Regions from separate parts of the Homo sapiens genome. Here region 1 is linked to region 2. A link is an interaction called in ENCODE POLR2A ChIA-PET data of the cell type or tissue named here. Cell type or tissue: Caco-2. All regions are shown on one strand. Each heading gives the region's core, and the rest is flanking DNA. Links, peaks and the distances in the headings are about the cores only.

Region 1 (7,272 bases), core at 1,373-6,372, 410 kb after region 2:
CCCCCGCCCTGCCCTTATGCTCTGGGTGTGCTCATTTCCCACTTCCTTCCTTGCCCCAGGGCCTGGCCTGGCCCTTGCCCATCTAGGAGCTGTGCCCTGCCCGGTACTTTGTTATCAATGACCAGAGACCCTGGTAACCAGCGGCAGGGCTCAGACCCCACCCCCACCACTACCACCCAGGTCTCTCGCATAGATCCCCAAGTGACTGGTAGCCACATTTAACCACTTGCCACAAACAGATTTTCCCCACCCTTATCCTTCTGGGTAGGGAACGCTAGGGCTTCTGTGGGAGGGGGGAAGTGGTGAGGAGTATTGAGGGTCTTCTGTCTGTTTTGAGAGGTGGGCCACGACTGTAAGCTGAACCCAGTAAGGGTTGTGAGGTTCCAGCCACAGCTAGGGGAGGAAGAGGGAGTGGCTCCCCACACTCCAGGCTTGGAAGCACTATCAGAACAGGCTAGGACCTAGTTCTCTTGAGGGCTCCTCTGCTTCCCTGAGGGGATTTGATGGAGTGCTAGAGTTCTTTTTGCCCCTGGGCTGGCTGGGAGAGGGTGGGAAAGGCTTGAGTTCCACACAGTGGCTAAATGAGTGTGACAGTGTTGCTAAAAGGGGCCCCAAGCCAGCCTCCTCACACAACCACCCAGGAGCTGAGAGACTGGCTGGGGAGGGGGGTGGGTCTGCTGAGGACAGACAAAGCCCTGGGGTAGGGTGGGGTAAAAAAGGGCAGGCTGAAGCCTTTTGAGGAGGAGCTGATTGCTATGGCAACACTGCTTCCCAGACAGTCTCTCAGAGAGGGCGGGCCTAGGGCAGACTCTCCAGCTTCCTCAGGACTGGGGCGGTTTGTGTGAGTGGGTGGGGCATGAAGAGAAAGGGCATCAGTTTGCTGTGCTGAGACTGGAGGATATAGCCTTTCTGCTTTGGTACAGGCAGCAGAGCATTCGAATGCCTGGAGCTATCCTCTGATATGGAGATGAGTGAACAACAGTCATTAGAATTGTAGAGCTGCAGAGGCCCTCAGCAGTCATTGTTTATACAAACACCTCATTTTACAGGTTTGGAAATTTATGGCTAAAGAGACTGTGATTCCCCAGATGTCACAGTGAAAGGGCAGAAGATAGGATCCAGATCGCCGGATTGCTGTTCACTCAGCCCAGGGCCTGTTGTTTTCTTCAGTCAATGTTTATTGAACATTGCCAGGGACTAATGTTGGCTCTGGGAATATGAGCATGAACGAAACAAAGTTGCTGCTCTCATGGAGCTTCCATTCTATTAAGGGGAGAAAGAAATTGTGGAGGGGGAGGGAGAAGTCAAGTAGTGATAACCGCTATATAAAAAAAAATAAAGCAGGATAAATTTAGGGCAGGAAGGTAAGGCCTCTTTATTTATTTATTTATTTATTTATTTATTTATTTATTTATTTATTTTTGAGACGGAGTCTCACTCACTCTGTCACCCAGGCTGGAGTGCAGTGGTGCGATCTTGGCTCACTACAACCTCCGCCTCCTGGGTTCAAGTGATTCTCCTGCCTCAGCCTCCTGAGTAGCTGGGATTACAGGTGCGCGCCACCACACTCAGCTAATTTTTGTATTTTTAGTAGAGACGGGGTTTCACCATGTTAGTCAGGCTGGTCTCGAACTCCTGAGCTTGTGATCCGCCCACTTTGGCCTCCCAAAGTGCTGGGATTACAGGCGTGAGCCACCGTACCTGGTGGTAAGTCCTCTTGGTTGTACCCTGCTGCTTTCCCAGGGTACACTGAGGCCTGGAACATCTTTGATCCTTCACCCTGAACTATTGTCCTCTGACCTTTGTAGGTAACCAAGGCCTGGCCTATGGTAGTGGCAGAAAGATAGAATAAGGTGGGGTTGCTAAGGGATTATTTTTTTCCTACAGTGTTCTACGTCTCTGTTTTCCTAGTAAGTTTTTATTAAGGCAAGTAGGCTCTTACATTGATACACTGTAATTTTGACAAGGGCATTGAAAATTTCCTTAACCCTGTTCCTTACACTAGGGAACCGGCAAGGAAGTCAGCCCAAGGGAACTGGGTTCTTATTCAGAGTTTTCCTCTTGAAAAGGGTGGTCTAGGGTGAGGTAAGGAGAAGGGAGCTTAGAGGGACTGTTACTTGCTTGTGTCTCCCAAGTCTAGGACTGAGGGACTAGGGGGAAGAGGAAGGAGCCTCTTTTTACTATCTAGTGATATAACCTCAGGGCCCTGGGGGGTCCACAGCACAGGCAAGGCAGAAACAAGGACCTTGGGCTCTCTGTGGCCTCTGAACTGTAGAAGAATGGACTTTCCCTCTTTGGCTCTGGTGTTTGCCTCCTGCTTCTGTGAAGGACCGGGAGAAAAAGCCTCCTAAGTCCCAAATTATCCGACTTGCTGACAAGTGCAGAGGGCAGGGTAGACAGGACTATTGCTTTTCTTAGTTTACCTCTAGAGTACCCTCTAGAAAGTGTCTTTGAATGCTCAATCCTTGCAAAGGTTTCCATCCTGGTCATTTAAAGAATAGGAGGACAAGGGTTAGGGATGCCGGTTCTGCTGCCATTTGATTTGACTGGGTCTGAACTGGGCTGGGGCCCAGTGACTCAGTGGGAGGGTGGATAGTTTTGAGGGAGCTGTGAGTCATGGGGTTGAGCTCCATCACAAGAGTTGGGCTCATTTCCCCCATTCTGGGCAGAAGCTCTCCTATCCCACTTCCCTGTATGCTCTGTCTCCTTGAACATGGGCCTGTGAGTAGAAAGAGTGCTGGCAGGCTGATCTCAGAAAGGGAGTTCAGAGGCACAAAGAATAATGCTGGTCCCTGAGATTAAAATGTATCCCTATCTTAGGAACCCGTGGGGCTCCTCTAAAGAAGGCAAAAGAACATCAATTTAAGAGTAACAGAGGGAAAAGTACCACTTCTTAACATGGAAGGAGATAGGGTCCCACCTCAGGCCTTTTTCTTCTCTGGCATGGAGGAAGCTTCCTGGGCTTCACTAGTTCTCCAGCTCTGAAGCTTTGGTTTGGAAGGTGGGGAAAGACAAATGGGAGTGAGGTATTTGGGGTCTGGGGTCTGGTATAGACAGCAGGCAGACTTTGAGGGTTGTCAAACCGTATCTTTAAAGCCCTCGGGCTTCCTATTAACCGTCCTGGAAGGAGGAAGGGCGGGGGAGTAGGGCGGAGGGGTAAGATGTGGAAGGCCTACGCCTTTGAAAGGGTTAAATGGCAGGGCAGGGTGTTGCTTTGGACTCCGGCAGCTGTCGGGTTAAGGAGAAGGGCGGAGCGACCTTGGGTAAGCCTACCCCCTTATGGACCAATAGGCGTGTGCCTCTTGGAGGGGGCGTGCCTCGCACTTGAGGTCGCGGGGAGGCTGGCTTCCTATGGACCAATGAGCATGGTCGCTTTCCAGGGAGGGCGTAGCCTGAGGGGGGCGTGGCGGCCGTGGCCGCCGCGGCGCGGGTGGTGGGGCACTGGGCGGGGCGGGCGGCCCCATCAGCTGGTAGGAAATGGCCTGTGAGTCAGAGGGGCAGTGGAGTCGGCGGCGCGGAGCCGGGGCGGCCCCGGGGAGGGACCGTCGCAGGGAGGGGCGCGGCAGCGGCTGGGGGGCTGCGGGCGCCAGGGCCCGCTAGTGTTGCACACGAAGCTGAACAGCGAAGAGCCTAGCAGAGCAGGGCTCAGCCTGAGCCACCCTTTGTCTGGGTTGGGGGCCCGTGGCAGGGAGGACCGGGGAACCAAGGGGAGGGACCGGGACGGGACGGGACGGAAGGGCCCGGAGCAGCGGCCACCTCCGCGGAGCCAATTTGGGAGCGGGGTGAGTGTGCTAGAGGGAAAGAGCAAATCTCCGAAGCTCCAGTATAGTATGGGGCCTGTCCCAGGCTGTGGGGAGGAGAGGAGTGAGAAGGGACCTGGGAGGCTGGGCAGGGGGTAAGGGATCGTCCAGAAGAAGGAGTCCAGGAGTCAGGTGAGTCTGCCTGGCTTAGTTTAGAGAGTCTGCTAAGGTCTGCTCTCTCCCCTCTGAAGATAGAGGGCTCTAGGCTGGGGGCCGAGGGGTTGGTAAGAGAGAAGAAGTCGACCTTCCTACCCACAGTGGTGGTCCGTGGGAACAGCCCCCCTAGCTTGTGTGGATGTATGTAGGGACAAAATAGAGAGCAGCTGGCAGCAGTTCTCTTTGCATAGGATGAGGGTGGAAAGCACATGGATAGGAATTCATCCTGTCACTCTCCTTGATCATGGTAGAAATGGAAATCTTTAATACTGAAGGGAAGGGGAGAATGAGCCTTGAAGCTGATACCTATACCAATACCCACCTCACCCACCTCCCAGGCCTCAAAAGTGTCTAAAGGTACAGACGTATTCTGGGACTTGTTGTTTTTGCTGGCCTTGCTCCCTCAGCATGTTGGGAGCTGTAGTCCTTGCCAGCCACAGCCTGGCACAGCTGTTTGATGCCAGCTGCTGCCCACCCCCTGAACGAAGAGTGAGGCTTGGCCTACTCTGCCCTGCCCCCCTCCCCTGCAGTCCTGCCCCATGAGTCAGCTTGAAGCCATGGTCTAGAGCCAGACTGGCTGGGTGGCAGGGGAGTGAATATAGAGCGTCTTGTTGACAGGGTGGGAACTGAGAGGGCTCTGGGGTTAATAAGCAGATGCCAGGTATGCTGGGGTCAAGTAGGGCATCATGTCATCCCCTGGCTTCCCCAGGGCAAGGGGTCAAGAGGGCAACTGGGATGACCTGGAAGTGGTGGTGCTAGGGAAAAGGCCCCTCCTGAATCTGTATGGCTTGGGTGGAGGAAAGAAGGGTAGAAATTAGTGCAGGTTGTACCTTCTGACAAGGTTGGTTGCAGGTAGGATAGTGCAGGTTGCGATTGGTGTTCTGCCCTTTCCAGCCATCCCGCCCACCACAGGGAACCAGGATTTTCTTAGGGATCCCAATTCTTAGGAGAATTTGGTGAAATGGGATAGTGGGGTACAATGATGGGAACTTGGTGTAGGAGAGCTTTTCAGTCCCTGGGTACAAATCTCTCCTTTCTGCCTGCTCCCCACCCCCACCTCTGTTCCTGATTTTCCCTTGTACAATTAATCTCTCTGCTTCTCTCATCTGGGAAATTTTTCTCTCCACTCTCAGGACTGCTGCTCAGATGTCTGGGACTTGCATTCTACTTTTTTTGAGCCCTGCTGTGTGCTTACCCCTGTACTTGGGGTTGGATGGAGGGGTGGGACACAGATCTGTCCTCAGGAACTCTATGGTCGGTCTAGAAGATGCCTTACCCACAGGAGTGAGCAGAACTGTTAGTGAGCTTACAGGAAGTAGTAACACTGCCATAGGTGAGGTCTCAGAGAAGGGAGAGATGCTTATGGTCTGGGGTGGACAGAGCAGACTTTCTGGAGGAGATGGCATTTGACCTATCCAAGGAGGAAAAGTCTTGGGTAGGCATTCAAAGGGCACTTCTTGAAGGGGAAAGAGCACCGTGAATGTCAGACAGCAAAAGAGAAGGCTGACCCTGGGGGCAGCTGGCTTTCAACTTGACATTCCCCTCACCCTAGTATGGGCTGGAATAGTTAGTGAAGACCATCTTATGCACCCGTGGTTTGGGGTTTTGGTGTTGGGTGTGTGAGCACTGGGGGAGGGGCGTGGAGAGGTACTCCCTAGTTGCTTCCAGCTGACTGACTGCTGCGGCCTTATCTCTAGTTTGCAGGGCCTTGCGGGAGGGCCCTGGAAAGTGCCTTCTGGCAGTGACCCCTTCCCCTTCCCCTTCTTGTTTTTGGTCGGATTTGTTGCCTCTTGTTAAAGAGACAGGCTGCTGGAGGCAATTTGGAGTTCAGGGCTGAAAGGCCAGCTCTGAGCTGACTTGAAATTTGTACCTCTGAGGACCGCTGATGGGGTATAACTGTGTGGGAGACCTCTGCCCTTAGTGCCCTAGGATGGCACTTGTCCCTTTGGAGATAGACATATAAGAAGGAGTTGTGCAATTTGGTGGCTTTGAGTAAGAAAGCTGAATTCTTCCCCTGGCCGCCTCTCAGCTGACACGGTCTCTTGGATCTTGGGGGTCTCTCATCCCTTCCTCCATGTAGGGCAGGAGTCCTCAAATGGTGGCCCTGACAAGTAGTTATTCTACCTCAACTCACTTGTCACATCCTTATTATACTGAGCCAAGACCTGCCTCTTTGACTCCTTAGGTAGCCCAACTCTGCCATCTGTGCCCTGGACCCCAAGCCTACCCTTTCTGTTCCTGAAGAGCCTCTCACATGGGAGAAGGATGTCCTGGAGTGTACTATTAGCCTATAATTGGTGACAGGCCTTACCGCTGGCTCCAGTGATCCTGGCTTACGTCTGTTCTTCTCTCCTCAGGGTCCTGCTGAGCTCAGGAGCTGCACGGAATGGTGGCAGTCACCTTGCCAGTGCAGCAGGCATGGATCAGACTGCAAGCTAGGGGCACGAGGCATCAGTTGGGAAGAGGGGACGCACAGCTAGGCTTGAGGCCTCTTCATCGGGGTAAGTACCAGGGAGAAGAGGGGGAAGTGTGTCCAGTAAGAAGCCTGAGCTAAACCTGTCACCCTCTCAGGAGTTCTGAGAGTGGTCTCTATATTCCATTAGTCCATCCAGGGATTTGTACACATTCATCCTTGGGAACCCATCAAAGTCACCCCTTTAGGCAAGGAGAGGGTCTGAAACTCAGCTGGAAGGAAGAAGACTCATTGATTCCCCTGACCACCTTTTCTTCTCTTCTCTTACACAGATGTCCCCAGGCCCCCCAGCCCAGGCCCAGCATAAAGGCCGTGTTGGGGGGCCCCCCTGACCCAAGGGGGGCTTCATGCGCCACGTGCAGGCGGAGCCGTCTCCATCCTCAGAGCCGGAGGCTGGCCCTTCACAGCCTCCAGTCAGGCAGGGGGCCCTCCAGGGTGGCCTGCTCATGGGCTACAGCCCAGCAGGGGGGGCGACATCCCCCGGGGTCTACCAGGTATCCATCTTTTCCCCTCCGGCTGGTACCTCTGAGCCTCATAGGGCCCTGAAACGACAAGCCCCATCCACTGAGGGTCCCCGGGAGCTGAAGAGAGGCCCTGGGCTGGGGGCCAGAGAGGGACTACCCCCTGAAGAACCATCTACTGTGGGGCTCTTAGGCCCAGAGGGACCGGGGCTGGGACTAGGTGTGGCCAGCCAGCATTTCTCCCACCGTGGCCTCTGTGTTGTGGAACAGAGAAGTAGTGTCACCTCATCTTGGACTTCGGGGGCCTGGAGTCCCCCCTGCCCCCCATCAAATGCTTCCTGCAATACTTTGCACACCAGAGACTGGGCCTCCCCAGATCCAG
Region 2 (7,272 bases), core at 740-5,739:
ACACCAGTTGCTGCCTTATTAGGCTTCCTTAATATAGAGTCCTCTTTCGAAGCACAGAACTTGGTTTGCTTTTGGCTTCTCACATATGTTGTAGAAAAGTTCAGCTAAACGTCCACCCCCAAAAGTCAAAGACAAACATTCCAGAAGAGGCTTGGCTCTGAAGTAGAATGGGCTTAGCAGCCTAAAAGGTAAAAGACCCCAGGCGCCCAAGGCTCCAATTCAGTAAATGGAGACTGCAGCATTGGGAAAGTATACCCAGGAAAAGAATAAGCTAGAGCCATTGAACCTCACTGAGCTGAAAGAGTTGCTTTTCTTTATTCCATTAAAATCTGATGATAATAAACCTAGCTTTGCCCCTAGGGTCTCTATGCTCAAAAGGGATTCAATCTAGAAAACAAAAAATTATTTTCTTCTGCTGATCCAGCCAGCAAAAGTATACACCTTTCTCCATTAGGCCAACCATTTGATTCCCTCCTTAGCTCAACTTGTAGCACCTGTTTGGAAGCAGCGGGCTCAATCAGATGACCTCTTAAGGTCCTTTTCAGGTCTAATTATAACCTAAGCCAAATTAAAACCTGGAGCCCAAGGGAAGGTTCCTATGCAGTGTGTTAAAAAAAATGACCTCCTGCATTCCAACATGAATACAAATACACATAAACACACCTATACTCCCAGGTGCCTGGCTTCTAACTGCTAGCTGTAAGTCTCTAGAGACTGGGAATTTGTTGTAAACCCTATTTCTTTTGAGGATGTATTAGGGGGAGAGAGGAAGACTATAGGGAATAAGGAAAGATTTGGTTCCTACCTTGACAGACCGAGTTCTTCAGATGAGGTGATGGAGAGAGCAGCAGTGAGTAAGGCCCACAGGCTAAAGTCTCTCAATGCTAGGTGTAGGTGAGCAGCAAGGGAGCAGGAAGCCACCAAGACCAGAGACAGTGTACGAGGGGTGGATGCTGAAAGCCCCAGCACAGACTGCTTTGCTTGGAGGATGGCCCTCAAGTGTGTATTTGCAGGAGAAAGTTAGCTGGAACAAAAAAGGCCCCTATGCTGCTCTTTGACTGCTCAGTGTGGTCAGTCCTTTGGCTGTGTGGGCAGCCCTCTGGCTATTCCTTTTAGCTCCTGGGCTTCAGGAAGCAAAAATCAAAGTGTACTCTGCTCCCCCACCCCACAGGCAGTGGACTGAAGCACACAGACTAGGAAGCTGCTATCCAATCAGAATGCCCAAAGCTGTAAATAAAAGGCCACATACGCACAGTAAAGTAGGCTATGAGAAGAATCTAGATTGAATTACAGAAGCCAGTTGTGGGGCCAGGGTGGAGGAGGTTGGAAAAAGAGAGGGGTGGGGGAAGCCTAGTTGTCCTTCAAGGAATCTTTTTATTCAAGTACACCCCTCCCTCAGCATGACTGCCAGAACCATCAAAGCCTTGTTCCCCTGGGGAACCAGGTTCCAATCTGGCCATGTTCTCTACAGAGGAGTCATGGTCTGAGACTCCTCAGGCAGAGTCAAAGCCTTTCTCTGGGAGGCATCTCATCTTCCAGGAGGCTTGCCCTGCTAGTCTCTGGAGTCCAGCTCACCATGGACAGTAAGAGCACTGGGACTGGCTCACTCGCAGGTGGCAGCAAAAACCATTTCTGTGTACCAGTAACTATTGCTTTAGTTGTAAGACTAAAGTGAGAGTAACTTATATATTTTTGTTTACTTAAGCCCCCACATTTAAAAAGCAGGTAGCTGAAGCCTGGCCTGGGTCCTGAGTATTCAGCAGCCTAGGTTCTATAATGATTCACAACATGGATTTTGGTGTTAAGACAAGTCTGGGTCCAACTCTGACACATTACTTGCCAGCTGTGGAATTCTGGGTGGTCACTCAACCTCACTAAAACTTCAGCTTCCTCATTTGTAAAACTGTCATATTTTCCCTGAAAAGCTTGAAGTAAAAATAAGTAAGATATTGTACATAAAGTACCCAACACATGGTAGGTGCTTAGTAATAAGTCATTATTATTATTATATCTTTGGCAGATGACCAGTGGAGCTCTTTCCTCTCTCCTGTCCCAATTTCCCAGAAAATCTAAAGTCTTCAGGTCAGGGAAGTGGCAGGCAAAATCTCTTTAAAAGAGCCAAAGGAAATGGAAGGGTCACATTCCTTTTTTTCCTCCCCCACACTAGGACTGAATCAGTCATCCTGTCTGTGGCCATCATACTCTAGGCTGGTAGGCTGGCCCTGGGAGCCTCAAGGCTCTCCAAAACCAAAGATACTAATCCACCGCCAGTGTTACCTGTTGTAGGGCATGCTCCTAGACTGATGGTGCTTCTCCTGGGGCCCCAGATCATATTCCAGTAGGTGAAGGGGAGAGAGTGTGATCCCAAGTTGGCAGGATAGGTTTTGTCCAGGCTGTTGTCTGACCATCACAGCTGCCTGTGAGGCCTATGGGTTAATAATAGCAACTCTGATGCCAATGGATTAAGACAGAACTGTAGGAGGTGTTTATTTTTACGCTCTGGCGTCAGTATCAAGTTCTACTGGTTACTGCCCAAATCTAGGGCAGCTTCCTGCTCCAGGAGTGGCCTCAGGCTTCTCCAGGTTACTAAGTTGGATTCTACGGGAAGCAAGTCTTGTTGAAAACAGTTCAGCATTAAACAGGACAGGGAAGACGAAGGGGAACAAACAGAGCTTTCATATGTCCAGCTGTCTAGTGCCAAACCTCTGGGACCAGATGGACCTCAAGTTGAAAGCTGTTGCTTATAGTACTCTCTTGAGTCAGGTAGGCCCTGTTGTTCTGGACAGGGTACACACATACACACACACAAATTGGCTGCATTGAAATCATCTGAATAAAAACAAAGAAAGACTGCCACTCAACTACCCAGAAGCTCAGCCTTATCAGTCATAAGTCCCAGACTAGGGCACTGAGTGCTGACATTGTAAAGAAAAAGAAAAAGCCTGTTTGGGAGGGTTTTATAGGAATTTGAGACAGAGGATGGGTTAGGCCAGTCCTCAACCGATCTGTATAGTTTTTAGCACGTACATCAAATTCCTTGAAAATCTGCCACCAGAGATTTTTTCCTAGACATGACACACTAGGATAGAAATCTTGTTGGGCCAGGAGCTGTGCCTAGATAATCTCCTGAAAGCTTCTTCATCCCTGCAAGACCTAGAGACTGGGGTCCTAGGGACTTTATACTTTGACTACAGTATCTGGAACTCTGTGGATATCCTGCTAACCTCCCTGAAAGGCAGCTCCTGCCAGAGTGTCTACTTGCCCCATCAGGCAGACAGGAGCATGAGGAGGCTGACAGCTGGAAAGCTGATGTAAATAGATGTAGACTAGCTTACTCTGGAGCCAGGAGCACAGCAGACTGCTGTGGAATGACAAAAATGTACCACACACCAGGTAGGAATGCTGAAGTGCAAACAAAACAGCCGAGCAGCCAAGCACACAGGAACAGTGACTCTGTCATCTTCCTGCAATCCTAGGTCATCATCAGTGACACGACATGTTAATACCTTAAGAAGTCAGGGTGCTGGCAAGAAGACAGGCTGGTGAGGGACTCATTTAATACATTTTTTCCCTGTCATTCAAGGATGATCCACTTGGTCATCAGAACAACAGTGCAGCCTTAGAAACAACCAGATTTGATCACTAGTGATAAAGGAGTTTGATCTTAGCTCCATCTGGAAACTACCCATGCCTAGGATAGTGGCAGGATGCCCAAAGACAGGAACACTGCTTTCATTCTTGGGTTTTCCTCCAACTTGCTGGGTCATCTGGGGCAGAGTACCTGTTCTCTCAAAGCTCCATATTTACCATCTAGTAAAAGGACTAACTGTATCCATCTTCTGGTGTGTGGTAGGAAAAAATATTTGAAAAATAAAAAGAATAAGGGAAATGTAAATGCTGTAGTCTTTAGACTAAAGTATTTCAGAAATATCATGGTCATCCACGCATGCAGGCAGAGCGCCCTGGCCTTCTCCTGTGTCCTCCCTCTTCTAGGGTCACAGTGGCCACATTAGGAAATAGGCCCAGTCTGTGCCCAGAGATGCAGTGCCCTTCTTTCAGGCCTATAATCCCCACCTCTGGTTTGAGGAACAGACGAAATAGGAATATGCTTACCTAGACATAAGGTATTAATTTCCACTAACTTATAATAAGGAATTTAGAAATACATAAGCAAAAGAAACAATTTCACTTACTCCCTTGTCTATCTAGCAGCCACAAAGCTAATTCTCCCCTGTTTGTGGGCCCAGGACACTGATCTGGGGCCTGTATCCCACTGATGTGGCATTCAGCAGCAGGACTCACTGGAACATAGCCTAAAAGGCCTGAGAGAGCAACATTAATGAGGGATGTATTCTACTGCTCAGTCAGAACAAAGGCGATACTGTATTCTAAACCTAACACAAGCCTTCAGTCTTTCTAGCCCAGCGATCCCTGAGTATTGGGTTAGTTTGCCAGGTCTCTGGAACTCCCGAAGAGAACTAGAAATCTATTCTTTGTTGATGGTGACACCTACTTTTTCTGTAAGTCTCTACCCTGGGATTCAAAACAGATGTTCAAACCTCCTGCAGCCTCTGGTGAGACCCACTTCCTTTCAGAGAAGAGGCCTCAAAATCAGGGATCAGCAAACTCTTTCTGTAAATATTTCAGCTTTGTGGGCCATATAGTACTGCCACATCTTTTTAAAATTTTTTTCTTGTAAATTTACAATTTATAATTGTATGTATCTATGGATCACGAAGTGATACTATGATTTATGAATATCATGTGGAATAATTAAATTAAGCTAATTAACATATCCATTGCCTCAAATACTTACCTTCTTTTGGTGAGAATATTTGAAATTTACTTTCTTAGCAATTCCCTTTTAAAAAAACAAACAACAACTCTTTAAAAATGTAAAAGCCATTCTCAGCTTATGAATGAAAACACCCTGGCAGGGACCATAATTTGCTGATTGACTCCTACTCTAGACCTTAAAGGCCTCTCTATGCAAGGTCTGTATCTTAGAATTCTGACCCTGGTGGGCCTGCCTAGAGATCCTCTTTCCACAGGGCTGACACGGTTCTCAGAGGCAACTCCCCTCTGAGGAGTCACTGAGGAATGTGAAGGAAGAATCCTGAGGTTATTTGTATTGGAGCTGACAGACTGGCTAATTTCCCTCACATAAAACACTTCAAAACCATCTATAGAATTTAGCTTATTGCATTATCATTCTGGAGTGTAGAATGAACCATAAACCATCTTTATCTTTCTGTTTCTGCTTAATACTATCCCATACCCCTACAAGGCCTTTTTTTTTCTTTCCCCCAAGTTCCAAATCCACACTTGAATTGGCTCAGGCCTGAACTCACTCCCCATTCTATATGTGGTATGGCTGTGGATAGCAAGGAAACTATCAATAGACAGATGGATTTGGACACAGTAAATATGGATGAGAGGCATGGGGGTAGGGGTGAGCAAAAATTTAGGGCTGACTTTAATCTGGGCACCATCACAAATAGTTACAGGTTCTGTAAACAGGTGGCAAACTGCTATAGAAGCATCCTAAGAATGATATAGAAATGGTTAGGAATCTTTGTAGTTATACCTCCCCACACACCAGAAGCTAGAGGAAACAAATGACTTATTGCTAAAGAGTAATTCTTCTAATATTATTAGCAATTATTTATTATCTACTATGTTACTCACCATGCTAGATGTTTGTCATAAGCGCATTTCTCTTTTTTTTTTTTTTTTTTTTTTTTGAGACAAGAATCTCGCTGTGTCGCTCAGGCTGGAATGTGGTGGCGCAATCTCGGCTCACTACAACCTCTGCCTCCCAGGTTCAAGTGATTCTTGTGCCTCAGCTACCCAAGTAGCTGAGATTAGAGGTGCGCGCCACCATGCCCAGCTAATTTTTGAATTTTTAGTAGAGATGGAGTTTCCCCATGTTGGCCAGGCTGTTCCCAACTTCCTGGCCTCAAGTGATCCTCCCACCTCAGCCTCCCAAAGTGTCGGAATTATAGGTGTGAACCACTGTGTCTGGCCCATAAGTGCATTTCTAATCCTCATGATAACCGTGCAAAGTAGATATTATTATCTCTATTTTACAGTTGAGGAAACTGAGGATCTTGCAGAGATAAACTTTATCTAAGATCACAGACCCAGAAAGTAGAGAAGTTGGGCTTGCAATTTTTGTCTGACTCAATCTAAAGCCCTTGCTCTTTCTACTATAATATACAGCTAATATCCTTGATAGAGAAAAACAATAAGCAAATCCCTTAATTTGGGTCTTGTTTGACTTTGTTTCAAATAGCAGCAATCGATGATGTTAGCTGTGGGCTTGAAAAAAAAAATAGCAGCAATCTGTTGGTCTGCCTTTTTCTATACTCTGAATATTAATGAATGACAAGGTACTAAAAATCACAAGTATGACACTTTTACATGGTAGTGATTCAGGTCAAATGCATACAGCTGTATTCCTACCAAAGCTGGAGACATACATGAGCTAACACTTGTTTACTCTTTACAAGAAAACGGGATTTTTAATGTTAAATCTTTGCCTCGTAGCCAAATAAGTCTCTTTTCAACAGTGGTATATGTGTATCTTTGTGTGAGCTGTTATTTTGTAAACAATTTAGCTGAATTAAATTAGTTCCCCACTTTTCCAGGTCCCAGATTATTAGTTGCCAATCAAATATTTATTCTCCCTTTATCTTTCAAATTAACAGAACCCTGATATTCGGCTAGGTACAATGCTACCCAAGTAAAATTCCACATTTCTCCCTCCCCTGCAAGTAGGGGTGGCCATTTGACCGAGTTATGGTGGAATTGTTGTGTGCAACTTCTGGGTAGTCTCTTTATGATGAACAGGGTGCAACCTTCTTCATCTCTTCCTCCATCCTGCTGCTAGGAAGGTAGCTGTGATGACTAGAACTATAGTAGGTCATCTTGTGCCATAAGGATGGCCTAGAGATAGCCGAGCAAAAAACTGGAAAGGGTGTGGGTCTCTAATGACTGTGGAGCTGCCATACTAGCCCAGGACCATCTATCTCTGTACTTCCGTTGCTGATGAGAGAAAAAAACCTCCATCTTATTTAAGTCACCAGTGTTGGGTTTCTGTTACTCATATCTATTGCTACTTTATACATCCTACCACATTCTCCATCCCTACTGCTACTAAAGAGCAACCTATATTTATCACTTATCTAAGTTCCTACATCAACCTCTAACCTGGTTTCCCTTCCTAGAATCATCTTAATAGACATCAAATGAAGTCTATTTATATCACTT

Evidence for each region. Peaks named below come from ENCODE experiments on the same cell type or tissue, not always from the same donor. Only the 100,000 strongest peaks of a DNase experiment are listed, where the experiment ranks them.
Region 1: POLR2A ChIA-PET joins it to region 2 with 6 read pairs; 3 of 35 experiments call an interaction of 5 or more read pairs at or near these places.

What each region holds. Positions count from the first base shown.
Region 1 is chr9:35,107,779-35,115,050 of GRCh38, reverse strand. It overlaps ATOSB (atos homolog B), which reads left to right. Exons shown (of 9, transcript NM_025182.4): 2 at 6,314-6,457; 3 at 6,702-7,272. The coding sequence starts at 6,777. Among named protein-coding and RNA genes, the nearest start is that of ATOSB, 4.4 kb to the left of the region's middle. RefSeq lists enhancers at 378-1,207, 5,580-5,724, silencers at 3,159-3,428, 3,489-3,698 and a cis regulatory region at 5,643-5,660. In Caco-2, for the core only: no CTCF peak of the experiment used is centred there; a DNase peak (open chromatin) is centred at 3,320; H3K4me3 peaks cover 809 bases.
Region 2 is chr9:35,514,472-35,521,743 of GRCh38, reverse strand. The region is part of intron 1 of RUSC2 (RUN and SH3 domain containing 2); the gene reads right to left. Among named protein-coding and RNA genes, the nearest start is that of RUSC2, 28 kb to the right of the region's middle. In Caco-2, for the core only: no CTCF peak of the experiment used is centred there; DNase peaks (open chromatin) are centred at 3,373 and 5,048.